2 separate regions of the Homo sapiens genome follow, and region 1 is linked to region 2. A link is an interaction called in ENCODE POLR2A ChIA-PET data of the cell type or tissue named here. Cell type or tissue: IMR-90. All regions are shown on one strand. Each heading gives the region's core, and the rest is flanking DNA. Links, peaks and the distances in the headings are about the cores only.

Region 1 (12,702 bases), core at 2,082-10,081, 110 kb before region 2:
AACCAAGAACAGCATATATCCTGGGTAGTTTTGCCCCTCTTCACCCTTTTCTAAACTGCGCTACATTCTGAAAAGATGGGCTTTATGGATGCATTATTCAGATTACTTTTTCCTTTGGCTTCTGGTCGAGTTCAGCCAGTGGGAGGCTTCATCAGTAGATCAGAGGTGGAAAGGTAGAAGCCTGAATACTTATTCTTCCAGCTCCCTCCTTGCCATGTTTCTTTACTGATGCCGTCACCCCTATCAGCAAATGCTCTCCTACATCCATAGCTCAGCCCAGGACTGGTAAGTGCACCTGTCCTTTACCCCTTCAGACCTAGGGGTAGTGGCAGGATCCCACAGCTGCCAGCCTCAGGGTGCTCATCATCTCTTGTGAGTTGCCTCAATCCTGCTCACTCCTTTGTAAACAGTCCCTTCATTAAATTCTTTCAATCATTCTTAGACAGGAAAAACCCTGCCAGACACAGCTCAAAAAATTATTGGACTAGCATCAATAATAAGAGATCAAGGAGTTAGAATCAGAAAGAAAGGAAATCATGGCATAGTGATGCTTCTGCCTCTAAATCCATTATGAAAAGGGGTCAGGCCAGTTTCACATGAAGGGGCAAGGCCAAAGAGAACCTCTTTGAGCAACAACACTGCCAAGTCTGATTCCCAAAGAAGATTCTAACTCCATCTTTGAGCTCTTTCCCACCTCCCGCATGTTGGGAAGGATGCACACCCCAGTGAAAATGTGGATTGGCAGAGGCAGCCTTGGGAGAATGTGTCATGCACTGCTTCCTCCTTGGACCTTTCAGCCAAGCCCACCCACGCTACAGCAACACAAAGGCTTCTTTGTGGTCAGCGTCCAGCATTGACCAGCTTCTCTTTGCTGCCAACCATATTCCCCTTTCAGTTTGTCCTGTTCTTGACCCTTGGTTTTTAGTTGTTGTTTTTTTTTTGTTTTTTTCCTTCTTGGCCTTGATCCTGCCTTTTGGATTTAGTGGCTAAACATAGTTTCCCTGTTTGACCTTTGGTTCTCTCTAGGGACTTTGGCTCACACTCACCACTCTATTTTCACTCCTGGATGCGTATACAGAATGCATTGACCCAACAGCATCTGGCCACTTACACAGTACCCTGGGATATGAGTGCGCATGTGAGTGCATGTGTTTAAATGTGTGTATATATGAATGCACATATGTGAGTGCACATGGCAGGAAAATATCAAACTGCCTGAGTCTCAATCTTGGCTCCACCACTTACTAGATGCATGGTCTAGGGCAAGTTACATAGCCTCTCTGTTCCTCAGTTTCCTCATCTGTAAATCTATTAGCAATGTTTTTAAAAGTACCTACTTTATAAGGTTTATAACATACTAGGGTTATACCTACTATGTTAAGGAGAGGGTGACCCCTTTGTGAGCAGGAAGGGTCATGCGATTATTTCTGGCCAAAAAGTTGTGAGCAGAAGTGATCTGTGCCACTTACCTGCTGATGTGAGATCTTCTAGGACTTTCCTTTCCCCTGCCACTAAGGCCATCCATGTTCCAGGTATTGGCTGCCTGAGTCCCAGATTGAGAATCTGGAACAGAGACCCCACCAATCCACCATGAACAGGGAACAGAAGAGAGAAATTAGTCTTGTCATTGTAAACCCCTGATATGTTGAAATTGTTTGTTAACACAGCCTAACCCAGCCTGTACTGACTGAAACAGCTGTTGTAAGGACTGAGATAATTCATATGAAAAGCTCTTAGTACAGTGTCCAACACATCAAAAATACTCAATAAACATTGGTTATTATCATTTGTATGAATGGAACTATTTTTATCATTATAGTTCACCCTTGAACAACATGGGTTTGAACTGCCCAGGTCCTCTGATAGGTGGATTTTCTTCCACCTCTGCCACCCTGAGAGAGCAAGACCAATTCCTTCTCTTCCTCCTCCTCTTCAGCCTTCTCAACATGAAGATGACAAGGATTAAGACTTTTATGATGACCCACTTCCAGTTAATTAATAGTAAATAGATTTTCTCTTCCTTATGATCTTCTTAAAGACATTTCTTTTTCTCTAGCTTACCTTATTGTAAGAACAGAGTTTAACATACAAAATACGTCTTAATCAACTATTTATCAGTAAGGCTTCCAGTCAACAGTAGACTATTAGTATTAAGGTTTTGGGGAATCAAAAGTTATACACAGATTTTTTACTGTATGGGGGTCAGCACTCCCAACTCTGTTTGAGGGGCAACTGTATTTGTGTGGGTAGGGATGTGTGTATATAAGAGCGTTTCCTTTGTTAGATCAAACAGTTTCAACAACCTTCCATTCTCAGCACTTGAGAAGTCAGGTGAGCCATAATCCAAACTGTCAGTACAGTTTAAAGGTAGAGTTTCCTGACCTGAGGGATTCCCAAGAGGGTGTTCTGACATCAGCGTCACACACAGACAGTGAACATGCCCCAAAAACTGTAGTAGGCAAGTCATATTATGGATTTAACTTCCTCGATGTAGGCTAAAGTGGTAGCAAAACCAGAGACGGTTCCTTGGGCCACGGATTAGAGACAGGAGAGGCTGTGTTGGATCGCCTTTCTGTACAGTCTGAATGATTGTTGGTCTGCAGGGACCACAGAAGACCTCCAATTAATTATTACTGGAGAACATAAAATCATAAACAAAATTCCTTGTAATAAATTTTTCAAATGAGATTGCATGTTTTATTTACAGTACTGGCCCATTTTGGGCTTTAAATCTATGAACAAAAACAAACATGCTTTTTTATCAAACAGACGGGGAATAAAAGTATTCAATATCCTTTCTTTCTCTCCTTGCCAAGGAGGACATGCGCTCTGTGCTACAGAGGAAGACAGGCCCAGGCTCTGTCAGCTGGTAGAATGAATGGACTCATTTTGCTTTGCAGAGGAAGGTTTAAGCTATAAAGATCCTTCCACATGGTGGGGGTTGGGGGGTGGGGGATGGGTGGTAGGGAAGAAAGGAAAATTGAAAACAAAGGGTCTTGCTGAGGTTCAGACGTTTTACTTCTTAATTCAGCATGGTATCTGAGTTTAAAATAGAACATATGCAAAGTGTAAACTTCTAAAACTGAAACAGCTATCATCAGGCATGTTTCTATAGCTAAAAAATCAGAAACCCACTTGATCTGAGCATTCTACAGAGAAAGTGAACCAAGTAGAAAATAGATTCTGGCCCAAGGTCTCATTTGCCCTTTGTCTACCTGTAGCCTAGCAAGGTCATTCTGAACCTTGGGGGAGAGGCATCTTATATAAATTCATATGAGTCCTCATAGCCTCAGATCTGGTAGGCTCAGAAATGTTGTTGCCAAAATGTCTATAAAGATGTATTTTCTCATAAATATTGGTGATGAATCAGTGAATACAGGTCTACCAGAATAATGGAACATCCCATTAAACACTCAGCTAGGCAACAGTTTGGAGCAAAACCCTGAGGGGCAAGGTTGTTGTTTTCCAGTATGTGATATAAGCATAAATCAAACAGCGATATATTGTACTGTGTTTCTGTATTAGTTTCCCGCAGCTGCTGTGAAAATTTGCCATAAACTTGGTGACTTAGAATTTATTCTCTCACAGTTCTGGAGGCCAGAAGTCTGAAATCAGTATCACTGAATCAAAGTCAAGGTGTGGGCAGGACCACACCTCTTCCAGAAGCTCTAGAAGCAAATCCATTTCCTGCCTCTCTCACCTTCCTGGTTCCTGCCAGCATTTCTTGGTTTGTGGCCACATCTTTCCAACGTTTGCCACAAGCTTCTCTTTGCCTTCTCTTCTGTCTGCATCTCTGCTCTTGCTGCCTCTCTAAGGATGCTTTGATTACATTTAGAACCCACTAGATAATCCAGGGTAATCTCTCCATCTCAAAATCCTTAACTTAATCCATATCTACAAAGATACTTTTTCCATATAACATTACATTTTCTGATTCCAGAGATGAAAACTTGATATCTTTTAGGGCGATGACTGAGCCCACTATTGGCTCCAGTAGTCCAGGAACCAAATGTGAAAGTAGAATTGTCCTCTCTCACTCTCATGACCCACCTGCAGAATTTGTGTTTCCCATTCCCACAACCTTAATTTCTGCTGGATTAATAGTTCTGTTTCCCAGGGAAAGAGCATTTTCACCAGGGGACACAATAAGTATTCCACTAAAGTTGAAACTATGATTCCCACCAGGTCACTTTGGGCTCCTCCTCAGGTAGAGCAGGAGGTAAAGGAATTGGACCTGCTGGAGGCACTTAGGTTACTGCTATAAAGTGAGGGCAAAGAGGAATGTGGCCAGAACTCAGAAAGTTCAAAGGGAGTCTTTTGGTTCTTCTACAACCGGTGGAAATCGTGAATCAATAATGTCAGCATTCAAGACCTCACCAGAGCAAGACTACTAAGACTCAGACTCCTCTGAGATGAAAGTCTAGATCTCCAAAATCACTCAGTCTAGATCACTCAGGGCAAACAACCTGAAGTGTTTACCAAGGGTGAGGGAAATCTAGAATGGGTGGAAGAAGAGAGAGATGATAACAGTTATTTAAAAATCCCCAATGAGTTTATTCAACCAAGCCTCCTGTATTGAGTCTGGAGACGCCTTTTGTGTCTGCGGTGGATTCTGTAGGCACCAACTGGGTCCCTGCTTCATGACTAAAGCTCTTATTTCTCCAGCTGCTGAGTGTGTCACATGCTGATGGCTTCTGCTGAGCCTCTTTCCTTGGACTTGCTGTTTGTAGAAGGGAAAATCTAGTTTATGCCCCCTCCCTAGGGCAAGACACATTCAATGACTGGTTGGTTTGAGGGTACCAAAGTGAAGGCACCCTGTCTTGCCTGGGAACATCTCTGAAGGACCATCCCAGCTCCAGGGATCCTTCTGGAATTGGCACATCCCCTGTTGCAAGTGCATTACCATTTCATTTCTGCCTCTGTCCAACTCTGCCTTCCTTATCCTCTGAGTTATTCTTCACAACGCTGCCCAATAAACCAATGCACTTTCACCTAGAGTCTGTTTCCAGGAATCTTGACCTAAGACAGGGCTCTACATCACCTCCTCTGAGCTCACCTCTGAGTTTAGCAACAGCTTCAGTGGATACTACCATGCAAGCTCAGACTTACCTCACACCGGCCAGGCCCCACCTCAACCATGGGCTTCACATCTATTCACTTTCATGAGGACCTAGGGCCCTCATCAGCTCTGTGAGAAGCCACTTGGTCTTTACATATGCAGAGCCTGGAAACGCAGACGAACTATTGACCTCAAGTGAGCAAACCTAAACTGAGGGGGTATGGGAACTGAGAGGTAAATCATCCAGCCTCCTGTCCCTCAGATGAGTCATCCTGGGATGTGGTCTAGACACCACTCAGAAGGCTGCAGCAGAATATAGCCCCTGAGGCCCAAAGCAGCAACCTCAATAATACACCTTTATATTGACTTTTCCTCCCCAATCTCTGCTTACTGGGATTATCTCCTTATAACTAAGTCCTTCTCTCAGGCTCTGCTTGGGGAGAGACCATACTTCCAGGTACCACCATTGGCTAAGTGGTTGTTGCTATCTCCTACAGCTTTATCTTTCTCAAAACAGAGAAATTTGGGGGAAGTGGGCAACTCACAAATTCTTTTTGATGGGTATATAATGAAAAGGAAAATGTCATATGTCAAAACCTACTATGTGCTGGGACCTATGTCAGGGATATAGCAATGAGTAAGCTGAAACATTTTCCCAGAGGAACCTTGCATTCAGTAAGTGTGGATGGCCAGGGTAAGATGTAGGAATGAGATACACATTGAAAGGTGAAGTGGGAAGAGACCAAGGAAAGAATGGTTCCCTCTCATTAGAAAATCAGCAGGGGGGCCGGGCATGGTGGCTCATACCTGTAATCCTATCACTTTGGGAGGCCGAGGTGGGTGGATCATCTGAGGTCAGGAGTTCGAGAGCAGCCTGGCCAACATGGTGAAACCCCGTCTCTACTAAAAATACAAAAATTAGCTGGGCGTGGTGGCGGGCACCTGTAATGCCAGCTAGTTGGGAGGCTGAGGCAGGAGAATTGCTTGAACCAGGAGGTGATGGTTGCAGTGAGCCAAGATCACACCATTGCACTCCAGCCTGGGTGACAGAGCGAGTTTCCATCAGAAAAAAAAAAAAAAAAAGAAAAAGAAAAAGAAAAAAAGTGAAAAAGAAAAATCAACAGGGGCTTCATAGAAGAGGTGGAATTTGAGAATAGCAAAGTGAGGTGAGGAGAGCCCAGAGACAAGAAAGGGCAGGGCTAGCTAGGATCATTGGGAAAAGCCCAGTTGGGATGAGGTGTCAGGTGTGGGAATGAAGGTCATTGAAGATACAGCTGGAGGTGAGGACTGTGTTGGGAACTCTTGGGTGCCAGAAAGTGGATCCTGGGCATTGTTCTTCTTTCAGACATGGTCTATTGAGGTGCTGGAAGTTATATAGCCTTCAGGATATACACTAAGGCCCACTTAACAAGAAGTGGGGAGAAGTATCCTGACATACAAACCAGCAGGTTTTTCGTTGGTACCAGGAGAAAGTGTGTGGTAGCTGGCAGGCAACTAATCAAAAGAGCTAGCATTTATTGAACAGTTATTATATACCAAACAGTGATCTTTATATGCATTATATAATGTAATCCTCACAGCAACCTTATGAGATTGGTCCTTATAATATCTCTACTTTACAGGCAAGGAAACAGAAATTTAAAAAGGCTAAGTAACTCCCCCCGCTCACCCCGGGTCTTAGCCTTATAGCTGTTAATGTGATCCATGCAGACTGACACGTCCATGCCCAGAATTTAACCATGATGCTGGCTGGGTGAGGTGAGGGCTAGGCAAGACTAGCATCAGCCAGAGCTTTTGAGCACGGTCCAACACCCAGAGGCCCTTTGTTCATCACAGGGTGTTGTGGTGGGGGAGGTGTTAGGAATGGAAAGTGGAAGTGAGGTCTGACCCCTAATTTCAGGATTAGGGAGGGAGGTAGCACCATTTTACCATTACTAAAACAGTCTTCCTAACCTTCTCTAGGTTTGAGCTATTTGATGGCTGCATATTTCATCCCTCTCTTTTCAAGCCTGCAAGCAGAGTAGGAATTCTCCATTCTGAGCTGGGATTTCATGCTTACCTTTATAGCTCCTTGCAGCCATTGCTGCCACTGGCTTTGAATCTCTCAGTTTCCATCTCTTCAAATACCTGTATCTTTAGCCCCTTTAAGATGCTAATAATTTATTTATGAAGCATTATTCAAGCATAGATCCATCTGCTCCATGATGTTCACTCATTAATAATAATAACAATAGCTAACACAAATACCTATATGCATCTTATTTAATTCTCATAACAAACTTCCTTGTGAGGTAAGTATAGTATTACTATCTCCATATTTCAAACAAGGAAGCTGAGATACAAAGAGGCAAGATAATGAGTGCAAAGTCACTCAGTTGTAGAGAGTTGAAGAAATTGATAGAGCCATTTCACTAAGTCTACTTGAAAGCACCATTAAGCTGCTGAAAAGTCAGCTGGGGTGATTGGGTACTCTCTGGGCTCTCATCTCTGGAACTCTCTCACGACAGGCATTGTTCCTGCCAGCAAGATCATACAGATATGCTTGTTTACTGAGTGCCTTTTATGAGCCCAGACCCTTGTCACACATTGTGTCATTTCACCCTTACAATGCCCTGCCAAGAAGGTATGGCTAACATTATCTCCATTTGATAGATTAAGAACCTGAGAGTCAGACAGTATTATTAACTGAAGTTCACACAATTGTTCTCAAAGGGCTCATAGTCTAGACAGGGGATAAACACATTCTTTAAAATAAGTAGATACAATACAGCATGGTCAGCTGATCATTAAGAGCTGTGAGAGCACCCAGGAGGGAACAGTGGTCTCAGCATGGCCATAGCAGGAGAAGGAGGGAGGATATAGAAGAAGAATCTGGAAAGGTGTCCTGAGGTGGCATTTTTGCTGAGTTTCTAGGGAGAGGAAGCATATTCTAGGGGAGGAAGTGGGAGAACGGCATTCCAAGGAGTCCAGGGAACAACTGTCCGGTGAGCTAGTGGTGGGTAAAGGTTGGCATATTTGAGAAGGATGAGTTTTCAGGCATAACAAGAGCACTGGATGCAATGAGGAGATGTAACTGTGGAGAGTAAAGCTGGGGTAAGATCCTGGAGGACCCTACAAGTGCCGCCAAGGAGTTTGGATGGTATCCTGGAAATTACGGGAAACTTTTCAAGTCCTGGAGGAATGTGAGAAGATTTCCATAGGCATCATCCAGAGTGGAAGTGGGGATGCAAATGGAGAAGAAGGAAAAACAGAAGAAACATTTAAGGGGTCAAATAAAAATGTCCTGGGGCTTTTGGTGTCCCAAGACATCAAAATGGCTTGGGATGGGTATGTAATGACTATGAGCAAGGACTTCAACAATGACCCTCCAGTTTCCATATCTGGAGATTGGATGGATGGACGGTGGCATTCATTGAATTAAGAAGGAACAGCATGAGGGAGAGTGATATTGAAATGGCATGTATCAGCTGAACTTGAGGAGCCATGAGATTCCAAGGGGAAGCTGTCCAGGAGGTCAGCGGACCTGAGAAGTGGGAGAGATAGATTGAGTTAATCTGCTCAGCAGATGATTATGGAGTGTTTATCAGGTGCCAAGCACTGTGCTTAATGCTGTTGATTGAGTCGGATGGTTCAGGATCCCACTCTGGAAGCTCATAGTCTATAAGGAAAGTGGACCAGCAAGTGTCCTGCCATGTCACAGAAGCCAAGGCATGTCCTGAGTCTAAGACAGAAGCATAAAAGAAGTGATGCCTAACTCTACTGTTCAGGGAATAGTTTTTTAAAAAAAGGCTTTATGCTTTATATGGGAAGGACCTGAGATCTGAGTCTTGAAGGAACAGAAGGAGTTCACAGCCAGACAATGGAGGAAAGGGCATTCTAGGTAGAGGGCACAAGCACATAAAGGTACATGGAGCCTGCATTCTCAGTATGCTTGGCAGTGGATGTGGGAAGTAGGAACAGGAAGGGTTATGAGTTACAATGCTGAGGAGATCAGCAAAGGACAGATGGCAGAGAGTCTCAAATGCTATGTTAAGTGGTTTGGAATATTCTCTGGAAAGTGGAATCCACTAGAGGAATTTAAGCACGAAAGTTACATGATTGAATTTGGAATTTGGGAGTCAGAGAATAGCAGTCAAAATTATAGGAGTAGATCTGATCTTTCAGAAAAATAAGTAAATAAATTGAAGATTGAAGGTTTATTCCAGAGATAGTCAAAGAACTTCATACCCTCTGGCCCAGGCTGGCCTTGTTTCAAGTCATTATCATTATTAAAAACTAACTTCTATGAAGCACTTATTCGGTGCCAGACACTATTCTAAGCACTTTATATATATTTGCTCATTTACTCCTCATAATAACCCCATGAGATAAGTTAACTGGAAAATGATGGGGCCAGGACCTGGAGCTGGGATTTGAACCCAAGTCATAGGGCTTCAGAACGGATAAGACTTCTCCACTCAAACATGCAGGCCCCTGCAATAATAATATATAACATTTGTGAAGTCTTAATAGGTATCAGGTGCCTTATTTGCACTATCTAATTTGGTCTTCATAACAACCTCATAACAGATGAGAAAATGGAGACACAGAGGGACACATGCAAGTTATTTAACTCGCCCAAGTTGGAACAACTAATAAGTGGCCAAATTTAATCCAAGCATTCTGACTCGAAAGACTGTGCATGTAATAACTTTGCTCTGCTGACTCTGTAAGTTTTCCATAAATACTAGCTGAATTGATAGATGGGTGGTTGCAAGAACAATGTTTCTAAGAATTGGCTTCTGCAGCCCTGAGATCCAAGCATCACCAGGCCAAACACCCAGATGGTGATTTTCCACCAAAGCTGAGGAGCAGAGTGTAGTGCGGCTGGCTCCTACTCCAACTAGCCTGCTTCTGTAGCCTGAACCTTGCAGGGCAGGTGGGCATCAAAGGCTGCGGGGACTGGGTGGGACCAGCCTACAGCCCCTTCATTGGTCTGGCCCCATCAAAGCCACCTGTGCCAGACTCTGCTCCATTCCAAGCCTGGGCAGATCAAAGGGCCCCGCACAGAAGTTGGGTTTCTGGGCAGCTCCGGTTCTGATAATCGATTGTCACTTTGGCAGTGACAGCAGAGTCCAACATGACAAGACTGCCACAGCTAAGGCTCCTGGGGCAGACATCAGAGCACAGCTCCAAAGGCCGGGAAGCTGTCTGAGGCCCCTCTGGGCCTGCACCCCTGGTGGGAAGAGAGAGAGGAACTAGAGAGGCCCCTAAGGAAAATGTTTGGAGCAAGATCACTAGAGTAAAGTTGATGCAGGCAAGAAACCTGACCTTGGCATTTATATTCTTGCCATGGAACCATGAGATCTGATTACTTCATGTGGCTGGGAACAACTGTTGACCTGCCCACATGTGTTTATTCTCATGCACACACATGCACAAACCTAAATATATACACACACTTGAATCACTTGCCCAGACATACATACATTATAAACATAGCCCTACACATGAAGATTCTCACACAAACACAAACAAAAATATTCATATACACATTCTCCTAATACCCATCACACTTGCCTACATATATGTGTGCATATATACACATAGCACTATACATACTTACAGATGCAAATATGTAGCCACACACATATACATGCCTGCTCATTCATGGGGCATACATTTTATAATATATTCTTCCAGTTGCCAGTCTCTATCTCTAACATTTTTCTCTCAAAACGATGAGAATCATCCTCATAAACAGGCTTTAAGTGCAGGAATAGCCTATGGTATAGATCCGGCTGCCAGCCATTCTCCAACTCCTCTGCAGAAAAATCTAGAGGAAATGTCCCAAATTGTACCAAACAGGATTTATGTTAGCTCTTGGAAGGGATTTCCTGCCAATAAGAGCTAATAAAAATATCAGCATGTTAGAATTCTGTTTATTGAGGAATATTTGGTTGCCAGAAATTTGAACAATTGGAATATCAATTTTGCCTCAGTTGTATGCTCTGAATCAATAGATTTTAAAAATATATATTCTGAATCAATAGATTTTTTTAAAAAATATAATGGCATAGCTATAAATCAGACGGATTTATTATAATTTGGGGAGCTGAAAATGCTTTAGTTTAAAAGGCAATTAACATCAGAGTTCAGTTTCATTGAAGATTTAACAAATGAGCATAATTAGGGCATTTGAGTTAGGATAGTGTTTAAGCACCTTCTTGCTCATAATAAAATCACATAACTGAGAAAAGTAGCATGGGGTGCTTTGAAACCAGCCTAGGTATCGTCTCCTCCAGGAAGTCCTCCCTGACTCTTCCCTGCCTAGACTGGAGTGGGCATTTGCAGTTGACAGTGTGTGTGCTGTGCCACCCAGGCACCCTTCAGGACACAGGCTCTCAACCCCTGGGCGCTAGTATTGGGTGCTAATAAGTCACAGGAGAATCTCTCTCCAGGACTTGCTCCCAGCAAAAAGAAGCCAACTCACCCATGGTTATGCCCCATCCCCGGGGCAGTGTGCCACTATAATGACTGGTTGATGTGGAGCTACAAAGGTCTGGACCTTTTGCTTAAATGAGACAATAAGAAAGGGTTGTCCCAGTTCCCAAGCTTCCTGTGGGATCAGCTAAGCCTCTGTTGTGACCGCATCACAGCACAACTTCTCCCTCTCCAGGCTGCATTCACTCCTTCAAAGGTGTTGTTTCTGAGAATGCACCCCAATAAACCTCCTGCACCCAAATCTTAAAAGACTTAGAAACCATCTCCCAGCAAACTTGACCAATGGCAGTGTCTTTTCTCAGTGCACCCACGTTTTTGTGTATTCCTCTCCTTTTCTCACAGCCAATACCCAAATGTCAGCAAATATATTAAAGAAATATCCCTAATCTCATCTCTCATTGCCTCCTTGGCTACGGCTCCAGTACCAGGTGTCCCCTGGCCCATTTGCAATAATCTCCAAACTGACGGCTCTACTTCTGCTCTTGACCTTCACAGTCTATTCACAGCAAGTTATGGGGTAACCCTGTCAAAACATCATTTAGTCAAGTCAATTCTTTGCACAGAATCTTTTCGTGGCTTCCTATCTTTTTTAAAAAACATCCAAAGTCTTTACCATGCCTGCTGGACCTCCATCCTCCATGACCTGGCCCTCTTCTCCCTCTATGCCTTCATCTGCTCCTTCTTCCTCCTTCATTCATTCCCCTCCAGTCCCTTTCCTGCTGTTCCTTTCCTGCTGTTCCTTCAACACACAAGGCCCACTCCTCCCTCAGGGATCTTTGCACTTGATGTTCCCCCTCCCTGGACTCCTGGGACTTATTCCTTTAGTGCATTTAATTCTCTCCCAAATGCCACCTTATCTGAGAGGTCTTCTTTAGCTTATCTAAAATGCCACAGTTCCACACCTGCTGCACTCTGTCCCCTTTCCTTCCGGACATTTCTTCATAGGACTTATCACCACCTAACATATTATATACTCATTTATTATCTGTGTTTCCCAAAACTGAGAGCATGGACTTTGACCTACTTGTTGCTATGTTCCCAGTACCAGACATCGAGTAAGATCTTAATAAATATTTGTTGAATAAATTAATTGGTTTATAATGTTCTTTTGTGTGTCTGTCTCCTTCACTAGACTGTGAGCAACTGGGCTCAGTACCGGA
Region 2 (12,702 bases), core at 3,104-11,103:
TTTGTTGTTTTTGTTTTGTTTTGTTATGGTAACACCCCACTTCTGGTACAACTTCTGTATTAGTCAGCTTTTACTGAGTACAATCATAGTAACTCCCTAAAGTCTCAGTGGCTCCTAAACATAAAATTTAAGTTTGCTCATATGTAATGTGAGCCTTACCTAATGACAGCTGACTTATACACTTATGCACTGGGACTGTAAGTTCCAAAGGAAGGCCTCAGTGCTTCAGAGATGGTATTATAGTAACCAGGAAATCCGACAAGAGGGAAGAAACTTTCTCCTTCTGCTGCTTTTCTTAATACAGTGAATGACTTCACCATCTATCTAGCTTCCCAAAGCTACAAATAGATAGATGAGTAATCCTCTATTTCTTCCTCTCCTTCACCCCCTACACTCTCCAGTCATCAAGTAAAAACATTCCTGGCAACTAGAACATTACCTGACTCATTGTGTAGTCCCTCTAAACGTTTGCTGTTTTTATGTTAATGCACAAAAATATATGATCAAAAAATATATAAAGTTTATGAAATCCCTATTCTAAAGCAGGGCCTATTTTTATTTTTTTTTTAGAGAAAGGCTCTTGCTCTGTTGCCCAAGCTGGAGTGTACTGCCACAACCATAGGTCACCGTAAGCTCAAACTCCTGGGCTCAAGTGATCCTTCCACCTCAACCTCCTGAGTAGCTACTACTATAGGCACGTGCCACCATACCTGGCTAATTATTTTATTTTATTTTTTTTGTACAGATGGCGTCTTGCTATGTTGTCTAAGCTGTACTCAAACTCCTGGCCTCAAGTGATCCTCCTGCCTTGGCCTCCCAAAGCACTGGGATTATATGCATGAACCACTACAGCCAGCCTGAAGCAGAGACTATAGCCCCCACAACTGTTAAGTGTTAATACAAGGAACCAAACACAGGTCTGCATCACTGAAATGTTCCTGTTCTTTGTATACCACCTGCCTCTATTAGTCACTGCTTTGGGACTAAGTGGAGGACCATAAGAATAGACCTAGGCAGACCGTAGACTGCTACTAACTCATCTCTACTTGTGCATTTAAATATGCTATGTATAAGGGGCAATGTGGCCTACTTATTTGGTAGGCCCAGTGTCATTTTCATCTTCATTTGAAGGACTCCAGAGCATCACCTTCATTTAACAGAATCCTTCTGAGAAGTATTGGTCCCTCTCTCTAAATTCTTGGATGACCCAGGATGAAGAACCTTATGTTGTTTATTTTATAACCTGGCCATTATTCTCATCAGCCAGGAAATTATGAGAGTAGCCACAGCACTGAGAGCCTTGTTCCCAAGAAATTGATCACAAACTGTAGTAGGTGGTGTTCAAAGATCAGATGATCTCAATGAATCACATCTTTCAGTATTTATGTCCTGATATAGTCTCCTCCCACAATGAAACTGAGTTGGCCTGTGACACACTTTAACCAATAGAGTACAGTATTATATTATGCCAAATCTGGGCCTAAGCTTTAAGAATATCTGGCCATATTTGCCCTTTTAGTAGCCTTGAGTTGCCATTTAAGAAGTCTTGCTGCCTGCTGGAAAGTCTACTTGGAGAAAGCAAGTGGAGAGGCCACATGGAGAGAGTAGTCCTAGACTACACGAAGACAGAGAGAAAGATCTGCCATCTCAGCATCCCAGCTGAGTTCAACTTTCAGCCAACCTTTCTTGATTCTCCTGGTTATAGTGAAAGGTCAAATGAAGTAAGGTTTGAAACGGTGATGTGTAAGCTGGACAAGCACACAGGTTTGTGTTACATTCAATTAATCATAAGAGTGTGTTGAGTATTGAGCTCAGCCAGGCTGTGGTAGATAGTACGGGGAAGAGGATACCAACCCTATGCTGAAGGATTTCCCTCTGGGGAACAAAATGAATTTCTGTGCAGAGACACTGCATGCACAGACATTCTCCCACTCAGGTCTTGTCAGAACCACAAGGATGGAGGGATGAAAAGAAGGTCAGGACTGGGGAGTGGGACTGGGGATGGTGTGTGCCACTGAAGGTCAGAACACATAATGAGGTGGTCACGTCACCTCTCCTGGGGAGGCAGATTTGTTATGGCACTTTCTGGGGAAATCAACTAACTTGTCATGGGCTCTGTGAGTGAAACCCCATTTCAAGGTAACAGGGTCTTAGAGGACAGAAAGGAAGGTGAGGTGGCATTAAACCCAAGGTGCTAGAATTCTGACCAACCTTTCTCCAGGGGACACAGGGAAATTTTGAAGCCAATTATCCTCCTCTGCAGTAGCCCTCCATTCCTAGAAATGCATTCTCATCCTTGGAGAAAGATCAAAAGTTTCTGGAAAAGAGCCACAACCAGGAGCAAGACTGGTGAGATACTAATAGAGAGAGCGAGAGAGTGCCATGGATTCACAATGTGTGGTGCCAAGAACTAAAAAGAAAATCAATGAGGGAAAGTCAAATTCCCTCCTGGCCATGGCAGCCTTCAGGAGGCAGAGCAGCTGACAGGCTGCTGGAATCACTAAACCGATGTCCTGAACAACCAGTCAAGGCTGCAACTGAGCTCCATTCTCAGTGATACTCCATGTGGCTAGTTCTGCCTTGTGAAAGAGCCCTTCTCTAGACTTAAAGAATTCTAGAATGGGCACAGCTTTAAGAGCCCAGCCAAAACTGTGCTGCTTTATGAGCATCTCAGTATGAGCTGTTCATGGTTATAACTTGGACAGACTTATCCCAAGGCCTGCTAGGACCTCAGCAGTACAGACTATGAGATGAAAAAAAAAAAAAAAAGAAAGAAAGAAAGAAAGAAAAACAAAAGAAAAGAAAAAAAAGACTGACCCTGCTCTAAGGGTCTAAGGGGGAAAGCCAAAGGCCCTTTTCACACGTACAAGTGGTGAGCCCAAGCTTGAATTAGGCTGGAGTTTTTGTGAAAGAAAATCTATTCAGGTGGCCAGTATAGCAATAAGAAATCTGGTTTGCATGGATCCATGTATCAGGAATACTGAGAAATCAGCAATTCAGAGAGTACATGGGGCCACAGATAACCTCCAGGCCTACCAACTAATGGGTTGAATGCAACAAGGCAAATACTAGACTCCTTTAGATACAAGGATAAACCTAACAAATATTCTACCAGTCTTGGTCACAATTTCCTGAGGGAACACACCACTGCCTACAATTTAAGAAGTCAAGAACTGATCATCCCAGAAATGGAGTGCTCTCCTTTCCCTCCAGTTTTCTGGAACTTTCCCACTTAGATCCATTCAATCTCTGCATACACATAGCCATATCAAAGCTTGGCTCATGTTCTAGGGGACCAGCTGTCAATATATGACTCTATTTGTATTTGATGAATTTTAAAGTTTTTTTTTTTTCTTTTTTCCTTTTTTCAGAGACAAGATCTCACTTTGTCACTCAGGCTGGAGTGCAATGGTGCAATCAGAGCTCAAACTCCTGGGCTAAAGTTATCCTCCTGCATCAGCCTCCCGAGTAGCTGGGACTACAGATGCACGTCACCATGCCCGGCTAACTTTTTATTTTTATAGAGACAGGGTCTTGCTACATTGCCCAGGCTAGTCTCGAACTCCTGGCCTCAAGCAGTCCTCCTGCCTCAGCCTCCCAAAGTGTTGAAATTACAGGCATGAGCCACTGTGCCTGGCCTAAAGTCCATTTTAGTGCAGTAACTAATGACTCAACGCTTCTTTCCTCCTACCGATGCTTAGAACTAAAGATGCCTCCCCAGGTTGAAATACTACCTTGACCATGTTGATCCTTCCCTTGAAGGTCTAACAGTTCGTTGATGATTACCTCATTTCTCTACCCCAGTCCGACAATATTCCTAACCACTGCCTCCTTCTCTCCAGCAGGTTATACTGAAAATTTTCTGATTCTATTCATCCCTGATATACATGCCTAGGCCTCTTCTCTGCTCAGGTAAACTCTATATGCCTCACAGAAGTATTTTAATGAAGAAATCAAGTGGAAATCTAGATCCAAATTGCCCAAAAAATTCCATAAAACAATTGTAGTTCTAGAACCTGTTTTCTCCAAACAATATTTTACATAGTGGTCTGGTGTGTATAAGTAACAGATAAATGCTTATCTACTGAAGTAAGGGTAGGGAGAAAGTTTGCCAGGGGAGATCCTTAGGCCTCCAAAGGACTCCCAGACTCCACAGGAAAAAGAGAAAGCACCACTGACCTAGGCAAGTCACTCAACCTAGACTAAGTCACCTAATGTACAAAGGAGAAAACTAAGGCCCAGAGAGTGGAAGTAGTTTTCTCAGAGTCACAGAATAAATTGGTATCAGAGTCTAATTCAGAAATAATGTCTGTTCTGATACCATACTCTGTCTCTAAAATTTATCCAGAATATCCATGGAATCAGATAATCAAGTTTATCAACTACCTCAATTTGACTTGGTTCATCTAATTTGGGAAATGTGTAAAATAACAAATCCAACATAATGTCAAATCAGATTTTATTAATTTCATTGATCCCTATTAGAGTCATCACAAACATTTTATTTAGGAGAATCAGAAAATGCTCAAATTGAATAAAAATAAGTTGATTGTGTTAGATAAATAATTCAAATGTGCTTTGAAAAATGCATTTTTTGTAATAAGTCATTGAAATCATCTTTCTATGGAAAACTACGTTAATAATTTAAATAGACTTGTTAGTGTATCTGTTCATGATCAATGCAAAGGGCTGCAATCAGCACTTGTTTGAAGCATCCATAGAAAATCTAGCAGGATATGAGATTTGGCAATACCTGTATGGAAGGGTGAAGTTAGTCTAGGGACTCAAGTTTTATAACATGCATATGGTGACCATATTTTCTAAATGAGAAATCAGGACACATGTTTGACAAGTAAGAATATCCTTATGGGGACAATGGAATAGATATAGCAACCAGGTCTGTTGCAGAGAACCTGGAACATATGGTCCAGAAAGACAGTCTGCAGAGGCAGTTTTGTGAGGCTTGTCTCCTTCACAATTAATCGTCTTATTTCAGGGTTGGGAAATTGATGTGTATTCCCAGTAACCGGGTCCTTAACTTTCACTTTGTCCTCCTAAGGCAAACTTTACTGAAAAAGAAAGGTCTTTGAAAGTTAAAGTGCTCTAGAAATATGAATGAGCATAACTATTAACAAGATTATAAATATAAAATTAATTTATTTATATATTGGACAAAATATTTATGCATTGATCAATTTGACATACATTTATATGCCTATTTTGTATTATGCTTTGTATTGGACATTGAGGACATACTGATGAGCCAGGCTTGATCCTGTTCTCATGAAGTTTACAGTCTAAAAGATGGTATACAAATACAATAATAATCACAGTATGGTGGTCATATAGTCATAATGAACAGTCTAATTGCCATCCTTTCATCCATTTTTATGTAATATGTTAGAACAAATACACTTATTAATAGCTAGATAATAAGTATGTAAGTTTAGATACGTAGCAAGTGTGTAAATTACAACAAATCACTTCATTGCTTTGAGTCTCACTTCTTGTGCTAGGCAGTTTTTCCATTGTTATAAAAAAATACCTAAGACTAGGTGATTTATTAAGAAAAGAGGTTTTATTTTGGCTTCTTGTTCTGCAGGTTGTACAGGAAGCATGGTGCCAGCATCTGCTTCTGGTGAAGCCTCAGGAAGCTGGCAATCATGATGGAAGTTGACAGGGAGTCAGCATGTCACATGGGAAGAGAGAGGGAGCAAAAGAGAGAGGGAGGAGGGGCCAGGCTCTTCTAAGCAACCAGATCTTACATGAACTCAAGGAGAGAACTCCCTGATTTATTGAGAGGACAGCACCAAATTATTCATGAGAGATCCACCTCCATAATCCAAACACCTCCCACCAGGCCCCACCTCTAACACTGGGAATCACACTCCAACATGAGATTTGGAGGGGACAAACATCAAAACCATATCAGTTCCCTAACATGCGGTGTAGGGATAATTAATACCTTCTCTTCATAGAAGAATAAAATGAAATTGTGCATGTAAAATGCTTTTTACTGAGACTGCCCTACAGTTTGCTTCTTAATAGTAAAGGTATACAAGTGAAATGCAAAAATAATGTCAGTTTATTAAGGCATTTCGATAAATAATCTTTATAGAATAGGTTCTGAGCTCCCTAGAATGTAAGAGTTTAATAGCTCTTAGTCCAATTCACTCAGATTCAGAAAGAGGTGACTTGCCTCAAGTAAAGAATTGTTCTGCCTTACTACTGTTTGAGTAGCTCTCCGGTAAAAATGTGATAGAAGTTGTTATACTGAAGTCTAAACAAATCAGGCAATGGAAAGGCTCACTAGTTATCAGTTATCTTTCAAAGAGCTGGGTCCTCATACAGTAAACAGGAACACTTTTGCACGTGGGAGAGGGATCCCCACTTTTTTTTAGGAGAGGAGGATTTGAGGAAGGTTAGATATCTCACCCTAGGGCCTAGATGAGTGGTAAATGGCTCTTGTCACAGAAGACAGGTCTAGAGGTAGGATGATGCTGTGTCACTGAGCAAAACGTGGCTTGTCAGCCAGATATGATCATTTTTTAATGTACAGCCTGAATGCGTGCCCCTTTTCTCATCTCCAGGTTTAAAAAAATCTTTGTGCGAGCGGCCAAGCCTTTTACAACTTTGTAGAAGACTATTAAGGTGCTGTATGCAGTAGTCTAACATGTCAGTTTCATGTCCTTAGGATAGACAAACACATATTCAAATTTTTATATACATCTTTTTTAAAATCCAGGAAGGTATGCCTCCCACCTTATACCCTGGTATGTTGGTCCTTAGACAGAGACATGTATGTGGTTGGTCTTCCAACAAAAGATATAAGGATGACATCTTGATGCAACATGCTACTTCCACGCCACTACATCTCACAAATATCTTGCTGAGGACCACCAGTATGTAGCCCAAAACTGTATCAGCTGCCTAAATTCCAGCTAATGATGGACTTCCTTCCCTTTTCTCCCATGTAGACAGTCAAAGCAGTGAGTTTAGTCCCCACCAGAAACAGACAGTGGGTAGTGAAGGAACAAAAGTCATTCTGCACGCCACATGCAATTCTGAAGAAACCATGGCTGAGTCATGAAGAAAATGGTAGAGGTTGCCAGAGGAGGAAGCAGGAGGCACAGGGCTTTGTGTGCATCTTAGAGGCAGCGCCTCAGTCTGTGGTTCTCTGCTGGCTGCATTCCAGAGGGCCAGACTTCAGACATGTAGGCAGTGGAGACAGAAAAGGAATTCTCTGGAGGCCAGAAAAACCAACCGGCTACCTGAGAACTTAGCCACCACTGACATGGACAGCATTCTCACCATAACAACTAGTTAAAGGTAGTAAACCCTCTCTTATTTAACTGGCAAGTGATTAAGACTGTTCAGTTTTGCTTTCCACAGAATATAAAATGAAACAAGTTTCCAGAAAAGAGAAGTAACCCCAAGTCACTCCCTGAGTGAAGCAAGAATTAGATGAGACATCCTATGTTTAAATGGAGCCTAACAATAAGTTGCCACATGAGTCCTTTCACTTTCATTATTCCCACACATCTAAATCCCTTTCTTCCCTTCTTATGTGAAAACTCTTGATAAGCAAGTTTCTTTCCAGGGGGGAGGGAAGATAATATAATTATTATTGCCGTGATATCCCAATGTTTACATCAATGGGCTCAAACTAGCCATGCCAACCCTTCTGGGGGCTGTGTGAATTCATGTACTCAAACAGTAGACATGCTCGCTCAGAAGTCACACCTGCTACCTGTGTGATGCTACCTGATCCTGGTACCCACAGGTAAGTGGACAACCACATGAGTAAAATGATGAGCAACAGTTCTACTTCCTTTGGAAATGTCTCTTCAGAAAGTTCTTGTCTTCTTCCTCCTTCCTCACAAAAGTTTCTCTTCCTTGACATTTTTCTTTAGCAGACCTTATGTTATAATAGAACCACAGCTCCTCAGCCTTTGCTGAGTGTAGCCACATCTAAAACTCTGAGACCAGTTATGTAACCAAAGCTTTAGCTCTCAGGTAGACTGCTTTATGCCAGTGGACTTTCATATTTGTTGTCAGTAGTTTCCAAGTCACTTTCAGCCACCTTCAGGAATTTATTCCTGGTATCTGTCTCACACACACACACACACGTACACACACACAGGTGCAGGCCCACACACTCAAATAGTTACACCGTGGGTGCTACTGGTTGATTGACTCACACTTTATAATTTTCTTAGAACAGGGGCCTGTACATCATCCTCAGCTCTCTTCCTGAAGAAGAGCCAGTCCCTCCTGCCTCTTGGCCTGAGTGAGCCCACCTGCATTTCCAAGAGTTACCACATCATTTGCCCTGGAAAATTCTGCTGACTTCGAACAGATATTCAGAGTGTTTAGGGGAAAAATAAGACACCTTAACAGCATTGCCAAATAACTTGTGGGGAGGGAGCCTCAGAAATCACCACAGGCCTGAGTGGGAAGTCTATGAATCTTTGCAAAGTAAAATCCTTTTAGCACAGGATTCCTCCAGGCAATGGAAAGTGCCCTTGAGTATATAAAGATGGATGCTGGTCTGCTGTCCACACCTCAGGCTGTGGGAGAACGTGTGTATTTTTTAAAATGATGTTTATCAGGTCTAGGTTGTTTTTCCAGCTCAAAACTGAGACATGAAAATGGAATTTTTAGCCAGTAACTCATACATTTAGATTCCTGGTTTTTAGGTTTTGGAAAAAATGCACCTAGTTGTTTTCTTATTACAATACTGCTGGTTTTGTTCACCGGTCCGTGTTTTTCTTGGACTGTGGTAGAGTGGAATGTTTTAAATTATGGCCTTTTGCTTTTTACCCTCCGATGTCTACTAAATAAGTCCATCGTCTAATTCTAAAATTGTGAAGCAGCAAACATGCACTTGTAGCCAACAAAGCTACATTTTTATTCCAGAAAGGGTACTTCTGTTCTAAATTTACAGCAAAATAGCTCTGGAGACAAAGGCAGGATTTTGGCCAAACCAGACATGCTCTTTTATATGGCATGTCGCTTCCAATGCCCTTGCTAAGTACTCTACCTTGCTGAAGGCTTCTTTTCACTATTAAAATCTATAGTAAGTGTTTTGAAGTCTCAGCTGATGTCAAAAAAAAGAATGAAAGAAAATGTGCTATGTTTTGATTTAGCCGTTAAAACAAAGCTCAATTACAACAAAAAATAAACCCACTACTCTGTGGGATGAAGAAACTTGATATTTGGAATCAAAGACTAAGTCATATTTTAGGCTTTCCTTACCAACAAAGTTACCAATCCAAAGCAGTTGTAAATTAAATTTAAGTGAAATGGATTAAACCCCTCTTGGTGGAGCTACTGCAATTTGGCTAGACTCCTTGTCCCTCTCTTTTCTGCTATAATCTTTTTTTTATGCCAGGGGCTGGGTCTGGATGCTGGATGACCTTTAATGCCTCTTCCCGATCTGAGATTCCAGAACTTTATAGTACTGAAACTACAAGGTACTCTGAATCAGTAATTCTAAGAATCTCTGATTCTCTGCCTAGGTGTATCTCAGACATCATCACAGGCCATAAGGTGGTCTCCTAGTCTTTTATTATTATTATTATTTATTATACTTTAAGTTCTAGGATACATGTGCAGAACATGCAGATTTGTTACATACATGTGCCGTGGTGGTTTGCTGCACCCATCAACACGTCATCTACATTAGGTATTTCTCCTAATGCTATCACTCCCCCTGTCCCCCACCCCCCAACAGGCCCCAGTGTGTGATGTTCTCCTCCCTGTGTCCATGTGTTCTCATTGTTCAACTCCCACTTATGAGTGAGAACATGCAGTGTTTGGTTTTCTGTTCTTGTGTTAGTTTGCTGAGAATGATGGTTTCCAGCTTTATCCATGTTCCTGCAAAGGACATGAACTCATCCTTTTTAATGGCTGCATAGTATTCCATGGTGTATATGTGCCACATTTTCTTTATCCAGTCTATTATTGATGGGCATTTGGGTTGGTTCCAAGTCTTTGCTATTGTGAACAGTGCTGCAATAAACATACGTGTGCATGTGCCTTTATAGTAGAATGATTTATAATCTTTGGGAATTTACCCAATAATGAGATTGCTGGGTCAAATGGTATTTCTAGTTCTAGATCCTTGAGGAATCGCCACACTGTCTTCCACAATGGTTAAGCTAATTTATACTCTAACCAAAAGTGTAAAAATGTTTCTATTTCTCCACATCCACTCCAGCATCTGTTGTTTCCTGACTTTTTAATGATCACCACTCAAGTTGGATTAAAGACTTAAACATAAGACCTAAAACCTTAAAAACGCTAGAAGAAAACCTAGACAATACCATTCAGGACATAGGCATCGGCAAAGACTTCACGACTAGAACACCAAAAGCAATGGCAACAAAAGCTAAAATTGACAAATGGGATCTAATTAAACTAAAGAGCTTCTGCACGGTGAAAGAAACTATCATCAGACTGAACAGGCAACCTACAGAATGGTCTCCTAGTCTTTAAAAGGAGGCATGGGTGATTGTGAAGTAGAAAACCAGAGTAATTGCCACCTTGTCTTCTAAGTAGGCATCCAATTATTGATCCTGATCCTGCCAACAGCTGGAAAATCAAAAGTAAAACAAGAGTCACTTGTTAGAACTTTTGACTCTAAGTTCTTGTAAGTAGACAACAATAAAGCCATGAAGATGCTGCGTAATTGTTTAGATTCTAAGAAGAGTTTCAGAGTTAGTATTTCATTCAACACTTGAAAGAAAAAAATTCAAATGCAGACTAAAAAGATTCTGGCAAGCTTTCCTTCTCTTAACATTCTTTTTTCCTTTTTTTTTTTTTTTGAGTTTGAATTAGTCAGCTTAACTACTATTTGAAAGTTGTGAGTTGGGAAGAAGATTATGGCATTGCTGTTCCCATGTTGACACTGGTGTGTCTTGGAGGAAGAGAAGAGATGACTTTATTCACTGTCCACCACCTCCCTGCACCCAGATTAGCTTCAGTTAATCAAAGGCAAGACTCTTACTGGTATGCAAGTCAATGGGGCGAGAACACATTTTCCTGTGTCATTAGAATGCCATATGAAACCAATTCCACTTACAAGGACTCCTTTCTTCAATCCTTGCTCTAAATCACTCTTCCCTTTTTATATCTACTATTTACAGATTAGTACTAGAATTTTGGATCTGGATGGAAAGTTCTACTACAGGAAGAGAGGGGGGAAAAACTGTTATGTTAGCAAAACATATTCTGCAGAAATCTAATTGGTCTACCCTGATGTCCTCATCAAATACTTGTTTTCTGTCACCTCTTTAGTGCCTGCTAGTTTTTGACCTTGGTGTTTACTCAAATACTAACTCTGGTATTCACCTTCCAGGCCCTTAAATTTGTCCACTGGACACAGCTTCTCCTGTTGTCTTCCCAGCCCCTCCTGATGGCCACAATGTTTGCCTGCTGTAACCTTAGGACCCACACTCCCTCTTATAATAGGCTTAACCCTAGTTAGGGTAAGACATCATGGAATTCTCAGTCTTTGGATGCTAAGAGGGAGGGGAGCAATTTTTGCTTAAGCAAAGATGCTGTCAAACACTAAATGATCTCTAGCCTATCAGCAGTATTTAGCAGTGGTTTAGATCTGCTTTTAATACAGCTAGTATGAGCTTACTCAATACAGATAACAAAGCATTACCTCCTTAGATCTGAGCAATATACTTCTATAAATATAACCTTTCAGCTTTTTTAGCAATCACAACACTATTGATTTCCTCTGACTTTTTTACTTATCAAAAATGCATAGGACCCCATCCCCCAACACACACATGCACATACACAAACAAGCTTTTTACAATCTTAAAATTAGACAATTGGCTTTTCCAAAGCTAAATAAAAGATTTTACATTCATTTGTTACATTGAATCTTGTATATTGCATCAATTATTCTAGCTCTCCAATATTATTTTGACCCCGATCCTACCATCTAAATTTCAGCAATTACTCTGAGCTTTGTGTCATCTGTGAACATGATGCTCATGAACTGAACAAGCCTAAGATGTCTCATGAGACTCACCACTGAAGGGACCAGCTTCCAAGCTAATACAAGTGACTCCTAACATGCTAGAAAGAGCACTGGAGAGAAGATGCAAATTGGCTTATACAAGTCTCCCTTTTCTCATGTGGTGATTTTTCCTGTCTTCTTCTCAGGATTGTTTGAGGATTAAATAATTTTAAGATAGGGCTTAGAAAAAAATGTGTGTCACATAAAGAGTGTGCTTTAATATTAGTTTCATTTACTACTTGGGTAAAACTTTTCAAATAGCCAGGAACCAGTGTAACTATACTATGATCTATCCCACCCTTGACTAAAGGCCTTGCAGAAAGCCATCTCTGTCTTGTCCATGGTAATATTGCTCGAAGTCTGCCAAAATACCAGATAACAAGGTTGCCCTTCAAAGATGCACTTGAAACAATCAAGTGAAACATCACTTTATTGTCTTTCTCTTTTTCACAATGGCCTTGTAGCAACTGTCACAATGATATGAATTCAGAAATGTAATTATTTATAATAATAATGGAATCCCATATTTATGCAGACTTTTAGGGTTTTTAGGATACTTTCACATGTATAATCAAGTCGTCTGTTACTCATAGCAACTCTATGCACTTAGGATTCCCAACCCTATATTACAGATTAGCAACCTGATATCTGAAGAGTTTCAA

Evidence for each region. ChIA-PET counts read pairs that join two places held together with the same protein. Peaks named below come from ENCODE experiments on the same cell type or tissue, not always from the same donor. Only the 100,000 strongest peaks of a DNase experiment are listed, where the experiment ranks them.
Region 1: POLR2A ChIA-PET joins it to region 2 with 10 read pairs; 2 of 35 experiments call an interaction of 5 or more read pairs at or near these places.

Annotation. Positions count from the first base shown.
Region 1 is chr11:15,687,666-15,700,367 of GRCh38, forward strand. The region is part of intron 4 of LINC02751 (long intergenic non-protein coding RNA 2751); the gene reads left to right. Among named protein-coding and RNA genes, the nearest start is that of LINC02751, 140 kb to the left of the region's middle. In IMR-90, for the core only: no CTCF peak of the experiment used is centred there; a DNase peak (open chromatin) is centred at 5,286.
Region 2 is chr11:15,793,156-15,805,857 of GRCh38, forward strand. No RefSeq gene overlaps it. Among named protein-coding and RNA genes, the nearest start is that of LINC02682, 110 kb to the right of the region's middle. In IMR-90, for the core only: no CTCF peak of the experiment used is centred there; DNase peaks (open chromatin) are centred at 7,146 and 7,496; H3K4me3 peaks cover 378 bases; H3K27ac peaks cover 629 bases.